Linked DNA regions of Homo sapiens: region 1 is linked to region 2. A link is an interaction called in ENCODE POLR2A ChIA-PET data of the cell type or tissue named here. Cell type or tissue: OCI-LY7. All regions are shown on one strand. Links, peaks and the distances in the headings refer to the core of each region. The heading gives the core; the rest is flanking DNA. Region 1 overlaps ZCCHC7 (zinc finger CCHC-type containing 7). Region 2 has its middle 21 kb from the start of PAX5.

Region 1 (5,389 bases), core at 62-5,061, 85 kb before region 2:
AACGAGAGTTTCAAATAAAGACTGGAAAAGGCATCAAGCAATCATGACCTTTAAAAAAAAAATTGTCTGACAATTGTCTGTGAAGTTTTTTTAACAGCATAAAAGCACTTCACCAGTTTCTTCTTTCCTTAATAAATTTCAAGTTCGGCTCTACAGTGTTCTCCTAGTAAGGCCACACACAATAAAACCCAGGCACTGAGCTTTAAGAATTAATAACATTTTCCACGAACATTTGCTAGTAAAACATGCTAACAGAATTAATTCCTTGTTATTTTTAAAGCTGTATACTTCTGTTGGACCACTTTTATATCACAGGTTATACCTTGATTTGATGTGCTGAATACTAGAAATATATTTTAGGTTATTCAAGTTTCTCAATAATTACATATGAATATCAATTATAAAATTACAATACACCTTTTAAAATACTTTAAAAGGAGGAATAGTTTTACAAACTCATGAAGCCTATATAACTATAATCAAAGACTAGAAATTCAAAAGATTATTTTAATTGGCATGGACAAACAACAGCTAATTAGACTATCAGGATACATTTTCTTCTTAGTTTGAAACTCACTGATTTAAAAGAAATTGCTTTTTGAGAAGTCATTTGATAGAAATCAAAATGTGAAGCACAGTAACTAGAAAATAATAGCAAAAATAAAGAAAACAAAATTCAATGATGCTATTTATTTCTTGGTAATTACAAATTCTATAAATCAGTTTCATATTCTAAGAGCACTACATCCACAAGAAAAAACCTGTAATTAACAGACACAGAAAGAAGGCTTGCCCTTACCCCAATTCCCAAAGTCCTTAACAGATATGCAGAAAGAGCATTTTAGACACCTCACAACCATGAGGTACAATCAAAGGAAAAAAATCTAAAATTATTAATTATCAAAATTACTCTTTTCCCTATGTATCAACATTACAAGGTTTTTTTTAGCCTATTTACAGTATATCATAACATCATTTTTCCTGATTAGGAAATTATTAGAATTTTTTAAATGGTAAAAAGGATCTCTTTATTATTTTATGTTAATTTAGCAAATACAAAATTCAGTTAAATGTTACTGTATGACACCAGCCTCACAAAACAACTGTAAAACAGAAGTAGCTTTGATCACAATAATTTGATATTTTAAAGCCTGTGAATATTAATGAAAAAATATTTTGGGGAGATGTTGGGAACAGAGACCTCTACTTTTGACTTCTAACAATAACTAAATTGCCATAGCACTTCAAGGACTTAAATTCAGCAGTACAAAGTTATGTTATAAAACAAAATTCCTCACATTTGAAAGTATGCAAGTTTTGCCAAGAAAAAGCAAACTCTTAAGATCTGGTCAAAGTAAAAATGTGTCCACCGTCAAAGGCATGTTCATATGCTTATTTGAATATATACACACTGTGGACCACAAAATTGAATGTAAGAGAAATCACATTATCAGATTACAACAGATTTCTTGTAAACAACTACTTAATATACAATAATATTTAAATTAAAGATTTATAACAGTACCACTTACTGTTAATTAGTATTTCTAGTATTAACTTGGTTACACTATAAAATAACATTTTTATTCCAACAGTAAAGTGACCATGAATACAAATTTTCAGGATTAATAATTTCCCATCAATTTCATGCATAACACTAACATATCTTTTCAGCTTCTCAATGGCTCAAAAATTAAATTGCTTCTGTTATTAAGAAAACAAAACCAAGAACAAAATTAGTTTTCCCCTGCTAGTCCCCATGGATCTAAGTACCACACAATAATTCTTTCCAATCTGCAAAACAAAGAACACACAAATAGATGGGCTAAGGAAGAAAGATCAAAACAAAGAAACAAATTTAAAAAAAAAAATTCCCCTTTTTCTTTAGCAATCAACAAAATAACAAAAAAGAAAAAGTGGAAAAGTCACCAAGAATATATGACCATGTAAGCATGGGCACTCTTGCAGAAAACCAAGTCTGCAACCGAAAGCCATGGGAAATTTAAATTAGAGCAAACGGCCACAATAGGCAGAGAATCTGTATGGATAAAAAGGGACTGCTGAGGTTGCAGGTATACTACTAAAGATCTTTTGAGATTTCCAAACAAATTTTATTAGTTTTAATAAATTCTAAAAATAAGAAATAAGTATGCGCATTATACTATAAGCATTAAATTTTTTTCCTTTTAATCAAAATACACATGTATGTGATATATCTAAAAGAAGAGGAAGAAAAGATTCTCTTTGCTTAATACTGCTTTAGAAATTTGCTTCACAAACCTATCTCCTTCTATGTTTAAATAATCTTAACGGAATTTAAAAATTTAACACAATGAAGGCCCTTCACTGCTGATGTTAACCTAACTGGTGGCACAATCACAGAGTTGAATTGCAATCGACTTGAACTCCTCTGACTACCGGGTACATAATTATACACCAAAGTCAGTTTAACTAACCAACATGGTTTGAAAATTAGATGACCTGTGGTACAACACTTACGTTTCTTCTGTTAGATCTGATAATAAAACCTCCCAAACTGAATCATCTCAAACAGAAAAATAAAGGGATTAATACAACTTTAAAATGTCATGGCATCAAGAACACAAATATTCCACAACCAAGTAAGTACCTGATGGATCTCTACCACTCACCTATCCAGAAACTTTTAAATTGAATATTTTGAATGTTTAAAAGTATTTCATACACAGAAGAACCAATAATACCAGGCTAAAATATGATTATACAACACATTTACAGCAATATTTAAGTTATATTTATTCTCCCACAAAATTTGTATCATTTTTTAAGCAAACCAAAAGGGCTGAGGTGTTGAATGAAGAGCAAAATACTCAATTATATGGGAGTAAGGATGTCTTTCAAGTTCTTATCAGAACAACGAATTTTTATTAGCTATTAAAATCCTCCTTAAAAGTAGGAAGTAATGCTATTTCTAAATAAAACCATTGACAAAAGTTCATTTGTGTTAAATCAGACCATTTAATACTAAAAACTGGCTAGTACAGGATTAAGGACTAACTTACAGGATTGATTGTGGTTGCACATCTTCTCTTTAAAGAAAATCTCCTTTCTTTAGTTAAATGTATATGTATGTCATATTCTTCCAAATCCTGAATTCCTCACCTGGCTTTTTTAAAGCATAATTTGTATTACATTAGCAATATCATATTACCAGTCATAACCAGTCTATTTCCTATCTTAAGAATTCTCATTAACTACCAATATAGAAAAAGTATTGAAAAGTTTTCAAGAGTTGGAGCTTTCCCTCCCTATGATAGATAATTCTGTTGCAAGCACTATTTAGTTACAAAACAAATATGACTTAAGGGAACTGCCAATAAAAATATTTTCCCTTAATAAATACCTCTTAAGCTACTTAACATCCATTCTTTCACACTGAGGTGGTTATAAGTTAATTGTATATTTAAGCAAAAGCGAGGGAGGGGAAGTACAAATGATTTTCACTATCACAGATTTATGCTGTCTTCCCTTAAAACGTGTTTGCAAAACACGAGATTAAGAACAGATGCTCTCAAGTCCACAATAAACTAATTTTCAAAACTGACAAAAGTTGGAATTCTAAGGTAAGAATTTGTTATAGAAATAAAAGCTATACATTTAGCAGACAAGATCCACTTTAAAATAATTATTACATTTAGAATCCAAATCTACACAACAGAAATAATTTTTATCTCTAGAATTACATCTCCATCCAGAACCAATGCTGTTAGATCAAGATTCAAACTAAAAAGCAAGTCATACTCCTTTAAGTATTCTTAAGCATATGATTTAAAAAGAAAATGTGACATAATACATGGTGGATGCCCAATTAAAATATTTATTTCTTAACTATTTGCACAATCAACAAATATCTGGCAAGTAACTCAAAATGCCAAAAGTTAACCATGCCAGTATCTTTAATTTATAACAAAACAAAGATAAATAATAATGAAGAGATTTAAAACGTTAGGCTGAAAACTTCCATGAAGTCCATACTTTTGCTTCATTAATAAGTCTTAACCACCAAGGAAGCATTTATAAGAGATTATTACTTTGAAATTAAATTTAGTAAAGTCTTAAAAACAGGATCTCCTACTTACAGAATATGAATTATCTGAACAGCCTCTACTCTAAGAAGGGGAAATAATGATTAAATGTTCTCCATTCTATATTTCTTTGGAAAAAAGTTTTACTGTCTAATCATATGTAGCTCACATCAAATTTACTTTCTGACCATAAAAATATACTGTCTATATAAATCATACTTATCTTCTTAGATAAGTGATCACTATATGCAATAATTATTTTTATAATAAACAAAAGCTACAAGAAAATTATATATAAACACTCTTCACTTAAAAAGACATCAGGATTCAAGCTCTTCTGACAAGGAAGAAAATGTTGCCCATCTAATTTTATGCTTTTCCATTCTAAAAAAAAAAAAAAAAAATACAAACCTGTAGATAAGGTGAGTGACATTTTAATGGCAACTAAACTAAGTCATTAGTTCAATAAATACATATCATGGTATTTCTGTTTAAGCAGTTTCCAATGAATTTAGTATATCTTACATGAAGATCAAATCAGTTACTAGAAGAAATGTATTTTTTTAAAGTAAAATTTAATTCTCTCCCTGGGTACTTAACATTGTTGAAAAGAAAACTGTAAATGAATTTAGATTAAAAGTCATAAATTAACTTTGGAAGACTGCCTCCCTATGTTGCTGATCTACAGTGAAATCACAGAAATTAGTGATATACAATATCAACATTCCAAAATGTTATTAAAATCCAACCCAAAGCTGCATGGGATTTCTGGGGTTTCTAATGAGATTTTCATTCTGCTGAACAATGGCCATAAAAAGCTTTCTTCAAACCTCGCTCCATTCACAAGTAAAGCTGAAACTGAACATTTTTATTTCTTCTCTCCCTATGACAACTTCACCATGGAACAGTGAATAACACAGCTCAAGTCATTATGCTAATTAGAAATTAAATAAAAAGATGCCCTAACAATAGTTAAGTGTAAGGTGACATGCTACAACTAAAGACACAGTTCAAAAGCAGCTTTAGGAACTGTGCAGTACAGGCTTACAAAAGCTGAAAACATCAGAGAGGGAGCTCCTTGATGCTCCTGGTGACTGGAATTCTAGCATGTGGCCATTTTTCAGTTATAAGGCAGAAATTAAACTATACATTAATGAGAAGTATGTCACATGGCAATACACTCTTATGACCTGTTAGGGTATAAAATGTCTCAAGAAACTACTGACATTAAGACGATGAATGCCAAAGGAGGGGAAAAAACACCACCTTAATGATCTGAGAAGTTACTGAAGGCAAAGTTTAATGTATTGTTTCCAAACTAACAA
Region 2 (5,389 bases), core at 277-5,276:
ATGCTGATGCTTCTTGTCGATGAACCGCACTTTGGGAAGCAAGGCACTGGAGCTCTGAATTGCATTTGTGTGTCCATTTGTCCATCTCCGTCCCTAGACCCTGAAGCAGGATCCTTCCAGATAATCCCTACTGTCGAACACAGCACATGTCATATAAAAGTTTGTTCAATGCGGGCCAAGGGTGGTAGTTCACGCCTGTAACCCCAGCACTTTGGGATGCCAAGGTGGGAGGATTTCCTGAGCTCAGGAGTTCAAGACCAGCCTGGGCAACATGGCAAAACCCTGTCTCTACCAAAAATACAAAAATAATAATAATAATAATAATAATTACCAGGCATGGTGGCACATGTGTGTAGTACCAGCTACTCAGGAGGCTAAGGTGGGAAGATCGCTTCAGCCTGGGAGGCCGAGGTTGCAGTGAGCTGAGATCTTACCACCTATACTCCAGCCTAAGTGACAAAGTGAGACAAAACCCTCTCAAAAAAAAAAAGAGTTTGTTGAATGCATTAAAAGCATGTTGAATATGAAAGACATTTAATAGGTACTACCTATAACTATAAAAAGTGGGGAGGTACCCTAAAGTACAATAACATGAGAATGGGTAAGTAAATTATAGTACAAGTGAGTATACTTCAGAATAGTCTTAAATAATTAAGGTGGTCATTATGAAGTCCATATAATAATGTGGGGAAATTCCTATGATACAGTTTTAGAAGGCATGTGAATTTTTGCTTATCATAGCCACTGTGGGATATTATGCATTTGGACAAAAACTAGAACAGAACAGAAAATAATCAGCAAGTTTGATTACTTGGAGCAATAGGATGATGGAAACATTTTTCACTTGGATTTCTGTGGATGTTACAAAAATTCAGGCAAAAAAAAAAGCAACACCTATGAAAGAAAAGAAATTAAACGTGCATGTTCTAATTGTGGAAAATCAAAACAGAGATAAGTAAACCCCACATATGGTGGCTTAGATTTGGGATTGTATGTACTGTTTAAAAATATATAGGCAGGGCATGATGGCTCACACCTGTAATCTCCTCCCTTTGGGAGGTCGAAGTGGGTGTATCACGTGAGGTCAGGAGTTTGAGACCAGCCTGGCCAACATGGTGAAACCCCGTCTCTACTAAAATACAAAAATTAGCTGGGTTTGGTGGCACGTGCCTGTAATTCCAGCTACTCAGAGGCTGAGGCATGAGAATCACTTGAACCCAGGAGTTGGAGGTTGCAGTGGGCTGAGATCGAACCACTGCACTCTAGCCTGGGTGACAGAGGGAGACTCTGTCTCAAAAAAAAAAAAAACATATATATCTATCTATATATGTATATATACACACACATGTTAACTTTTCTTTACACAATTACTCATCATGATTTTGACAGCATCTCTCTTCCTTTGTCCCTTCTTTCCTTCCTTTCTTTCCTTTTCTTATGCTTTCCCTCTCCCCTCCACTTTTTAAGACATCTCTCCCTTAAGGAATTCCCATTCCCATTCCCATTCCATTCCCTTAAGGAATCCCAGTGATAGCTCATCAAAGAAGCACATGAATAGCTGACATTATGTAATGCTTTGACATTTGGCATTCCCAAGGCATTACCCCACCCCTGATGCAGAATAAGTTGTCAGAGCATGAAATTGGTATTTTTACATATTCTTAATGTACAGATGTCAGTCTGAAAACCATTCGCTAGTATTATGATTACATTCTTTGTCTCATTTTCTTTGTATGCCAAGATTTGTTTTTGTGATTTCTTTTCTTTTGGGAGTTTCAAAGAGGGAAGACAAAACTTTAATAATTCAGTTTACTGATGCCGCCAAAAGGAAAAAGCAAACTTTTAAGTCTCTGACCACTTTTGGCAATGATACTCCTGGCACAGAAGTAAAGATGTAACAAGAAGGAACAGATGCAAACTGGAAATACAATCAGTGGCCCACTCAGCTTGTTCCAAATCAAATATGCCTGCAGTTTACAAGTTTGTTACTCTGTGTTAATCACATAAATGAATAGCCTAGGCTTATGGGAGGAACCCTGTGCCTAAAAAATAATAACATTGTGGAAAATACACAAGATAAGAACCAGAAGGGATTTAGAAACACCCTGGTCCATTCTCCATGTATTCAGTGATGCAGGGGTGAGGGGGAAAATATATTCTAGGTGTGGTCAAGGAAGGTCTCCCTGAGGAGACGACATTAAGTGGAGACTTGAAGGAGAAGGAGCTGGGCATGCAGAAAGCCAGAGGGTAGAACATTCTAGGCAGAAGGAATAACAAGAACTAAGGGTCTGAGAAAATAATAATTCCTAACATTTATTTAACACTTAATATGTGCCTGGCGCTATTCTAAACACATTACATATATTACCTCACATATTCTTTTTTTTTTTCAGAGACTGGGTCTCACTCCGTCACCCAGACTGGAGTGCAGTGGCATGATCATACATAGCTCACTGCAGTCTCAAACTCCTGGGTTCAAGCGATCCTTTCGTCTTGGCTTCTCAAAGCACTGGGATTACAGGTGTGAGCCACGGAGCCCAGCCTACCTCATGTGTTCTTCACAGCAGCTCTATGAGGCAGAGAATATCATTGTCTCCATTCTATAGGTGGGGAAATGAAGCACACCACAGTTAGGTAACCTCCCCAAGGCTGAACAGCTAGTAAGTGCGAGAGCTGGGATTCTAACCCAGCAGTACAATTCCAGAGTCCATATGCTTAACCATTTTGCCATGCTGACAAAGTTGGGGCTGAACCCCTAGTCTCCTGACTTCTACTTCAATGCCTATCCCAGTTATATACATGTATATAGGTACTTATACACACTCCCAACTTTCCCTCTCAGGAGTCTATATAAACAAGGGACATCTGAAGGTGCCTTCTCTAATCAAGTTGCTAGAATTGAGATGCCCATGGGGAATCTGTGTTGGCACTCCACCCTGAGGGGCGCAGTCACCCTGAAGACATAGGCTTCATGTCTCATGTGGAAATTTCCTAGGTGTATCCCCCAGTGCAGGCAGCCCTGGGAAAACTGGTTGAAGATGGTGGCAAGGACAGAATCGATGGCTCATTGACAGTCTGTTTGGGGCCTGAGATGAAAGCTTAGGGCTATGGTAGATTCAGCTCAGTGATATGTGGTCAGAGTCGAGGCCATCCAAAGGAGAGAGGTCATGGACCATGGTTGTCATGAAAAACTTCTAGAACTGGCCAGAGCTCCACAAGGAAGGACTTGAGCTAAATTGGCAAGTTGTTAAGAGCTCCAGGTTGTTTGAGACCCATACTGCTTCCTACCTGCGTTTCACTTCATTCATTCATTTGTGCATTTAATTATTATTTTATCTGGCCATTTATTCATTCAACAAATTTTTACCCTGTGTCTGCCACATGCCATTCCTCTGCTAGGCAGTGAGATACAAAGATGTAGTCCCTATTCTAGAGGAGCTCAAAGTCTAGAGAGATGGGAGAGGGCATAGTTCAGAGAAGAATTCCTGGGGAAGGCAACACTGAATAGAGTCTCTCTGGAAAGAGTAGAGAGGGAAGACCAGTGAAGACAAAGGAAACAGCAAATGCAAAGCTACACTGACATGAGGGAGCCTGGCTCAGTTGGATACATGCAAATCTTGCTCATACACCATGAAAACTGAATATGGAGGGTGTGAGTATCAAGGGTATAGAGCAAAGCCAGAAAGAGAAATGTGCTACCCCGCCTTTGTTACAAGGCAGTGGTTAAGCAATACAGGAGAAAGTGGAGAGGATGCCGGCCTGGGGATCTGGAGACTGGGGTCCAACCTGAGCTCTGTGCTAATTGAGGAGGTGACCTTGGACAGGTCTCTTCTGCTCTCTGGACTTCAGTTTGACCCTTTGTAAAATGACAGGGTAGGATTATGGTGATGTCTTAGGGGCTGTCTTCCAGCTCTATCATTCTGTGATTCTAAATCCCTTTATAACAAACTCTAGGAGAGGAGCTTTTCTCTTGCAAATGGAGTGTAAAGTTAATCCTGCCTGTGCTGATGCTAACTAATGTGTGTGTGTGGTTTATCCCACTTCATTAAACCCTGACTCCCCACAGAGCAATGCATGAGGCAGCCCAGGCAGGTAAATACTAAAGTGTTGCTGAACTGGGTCTCCTAGTGGAAAATGATTTCCCCTAACTCTTTCTCAAGTTTACCAACACAAAGCATATAACCCCCATTTTCCACACTGTTACCTTGCCACATGTGCAGATTTTAGACCCAATCGTAGAGTATGGTAAGTCGTGTCCTCATACTTCATTTATGTCGGCATCCTCCACAACCCCCACCATGCTGCCAGTGACATCATCGTTTTCCATATGAAGAAACTAAAGCTCAGACAGATTAGACCACTTGGTAGGAGAGACACAGTCCCATGTGATGTGTGACCCATAAAGTGAGGGCAATGCTTCTGTTGACTGAATACTCGCCAAGGGGTGAAAAAATGACAAGCTTTCAGGTAAAGTTCCCAGGTGAAAAACTTCCCCAAGGTTCTTACCTTTTGTGAAGATCTTGCAGGTTCCAAGTCACTTTTTTCTTTTTTTTGAGACAGGCTGTCACTCTGGAGTGTAGTGACGTGATCTTGGCTTACTGCTGCCAGGTGATCCTCCTGCCTCAGCCTCCCGAGTTGCTGGGACTACAGGCATTACCTTGCCCAGTTAATTTTTTATTTTTTGTAGAGATGAGGATCTGCCATGTTGTCCAGGCTAGTCTTGAATTCTTGGTCTCAAGTGATCCTCCTGCCTCCACCTCCCAAAGTTCTGGGATTACAGATGTGAGCCACTACACCCAACCACTTTTTTTTTTAAGACTAAAAGAGAACACTCATTCTAGGTTGTCAGTTGAAAACAAATGCTAATTGTCTTGGGTTCCCTGAATTCTTCTTTTATTGTGAAGTATAGTGCAGATACTGAAAATGCAGAAAGCATATGTATATAGTTTAATGAATAATTAAAAGTGATCCCTGATAATCCCCATCCTAGTAAGGATATAGAATATAATGTTGGGTGAAAAACAAGACACAGAGAATACATCCAGTATAATCCCATTTATATGAAGTTAGTAAAACTGACAGGCTCGACGTTTGGCTGAAGCGGCCCACTCTTTGCATGGTCCTATGCTGTATCTAGACCTGACAAGACTTTGTCCTCTTTCACCTCACTGAGGATGAACCAACCCTCTGAGGACAGAGAGGGATAGAGGCATTGAATGTTAAAGCTGGAAGCCAGGCACAGTGGCTCATACCTGTAATCCCAGCACTTTGGGAGGCCAAGGCGGGCGGATCATGAGGTCAGGAGTTTGAGACCATCCTGGCCAACATGGTGAAACCCCGTTTCTACTAAAAATACAAAAATTAGCTGGGCATGGTCGCGGGCACCTGT

What was found. ChIA-PET counts read pairs that join two places held together with the same protein. Peaks named below come from ENCODE experiments on the same cell type or tissue, not always from the same donor. Only the 100,000 strongest peaks of a DNase experiment are listed, where the experiment ranks them.
Region 1: POLR2A ChIA-PET joins it to region 2 with 21 read pairs; 4 of 35 experiments call an interaction of 5 or more read pairs at or near these places.

The regions. Positions count from the first base shown.
Region 1 is chr9:37,137,779-37,143,167 of GRCh38, reverse strand. The region is part of intron 2 of ZCCHC7 (zinc finger CCHC-type containing 7); the gene reads right to left. Among named protein-coding and RNA genes, the nearest start is that of ZCCHC7, 20 kb to the right of the region's middle. In OCI-LY7, for the core only: no CTCF peak of the experiment used is centred there; DNase peaks (open chromatin) are centred at 161, 1,386, 1,997 and 2,377; H3K4me3 peaks cover 4,318 bases; H3K27ac peaks cover 5,000 bases.
Region 2 is chr9:37,052,823-37,058,211 of GRCh38, reverse strand. No RefSeq gene overlaps it. Among named protein-coding and RNA genes, the nearest start is that of PAX5, 21 kb to the right of the region's middle. RefSeq lists an enhancer at 3,793-4,345. In OCI-LY7, for the core only: no CTCF peak of the experiment used is centred there; no DNase peak of the experiment used is centred there.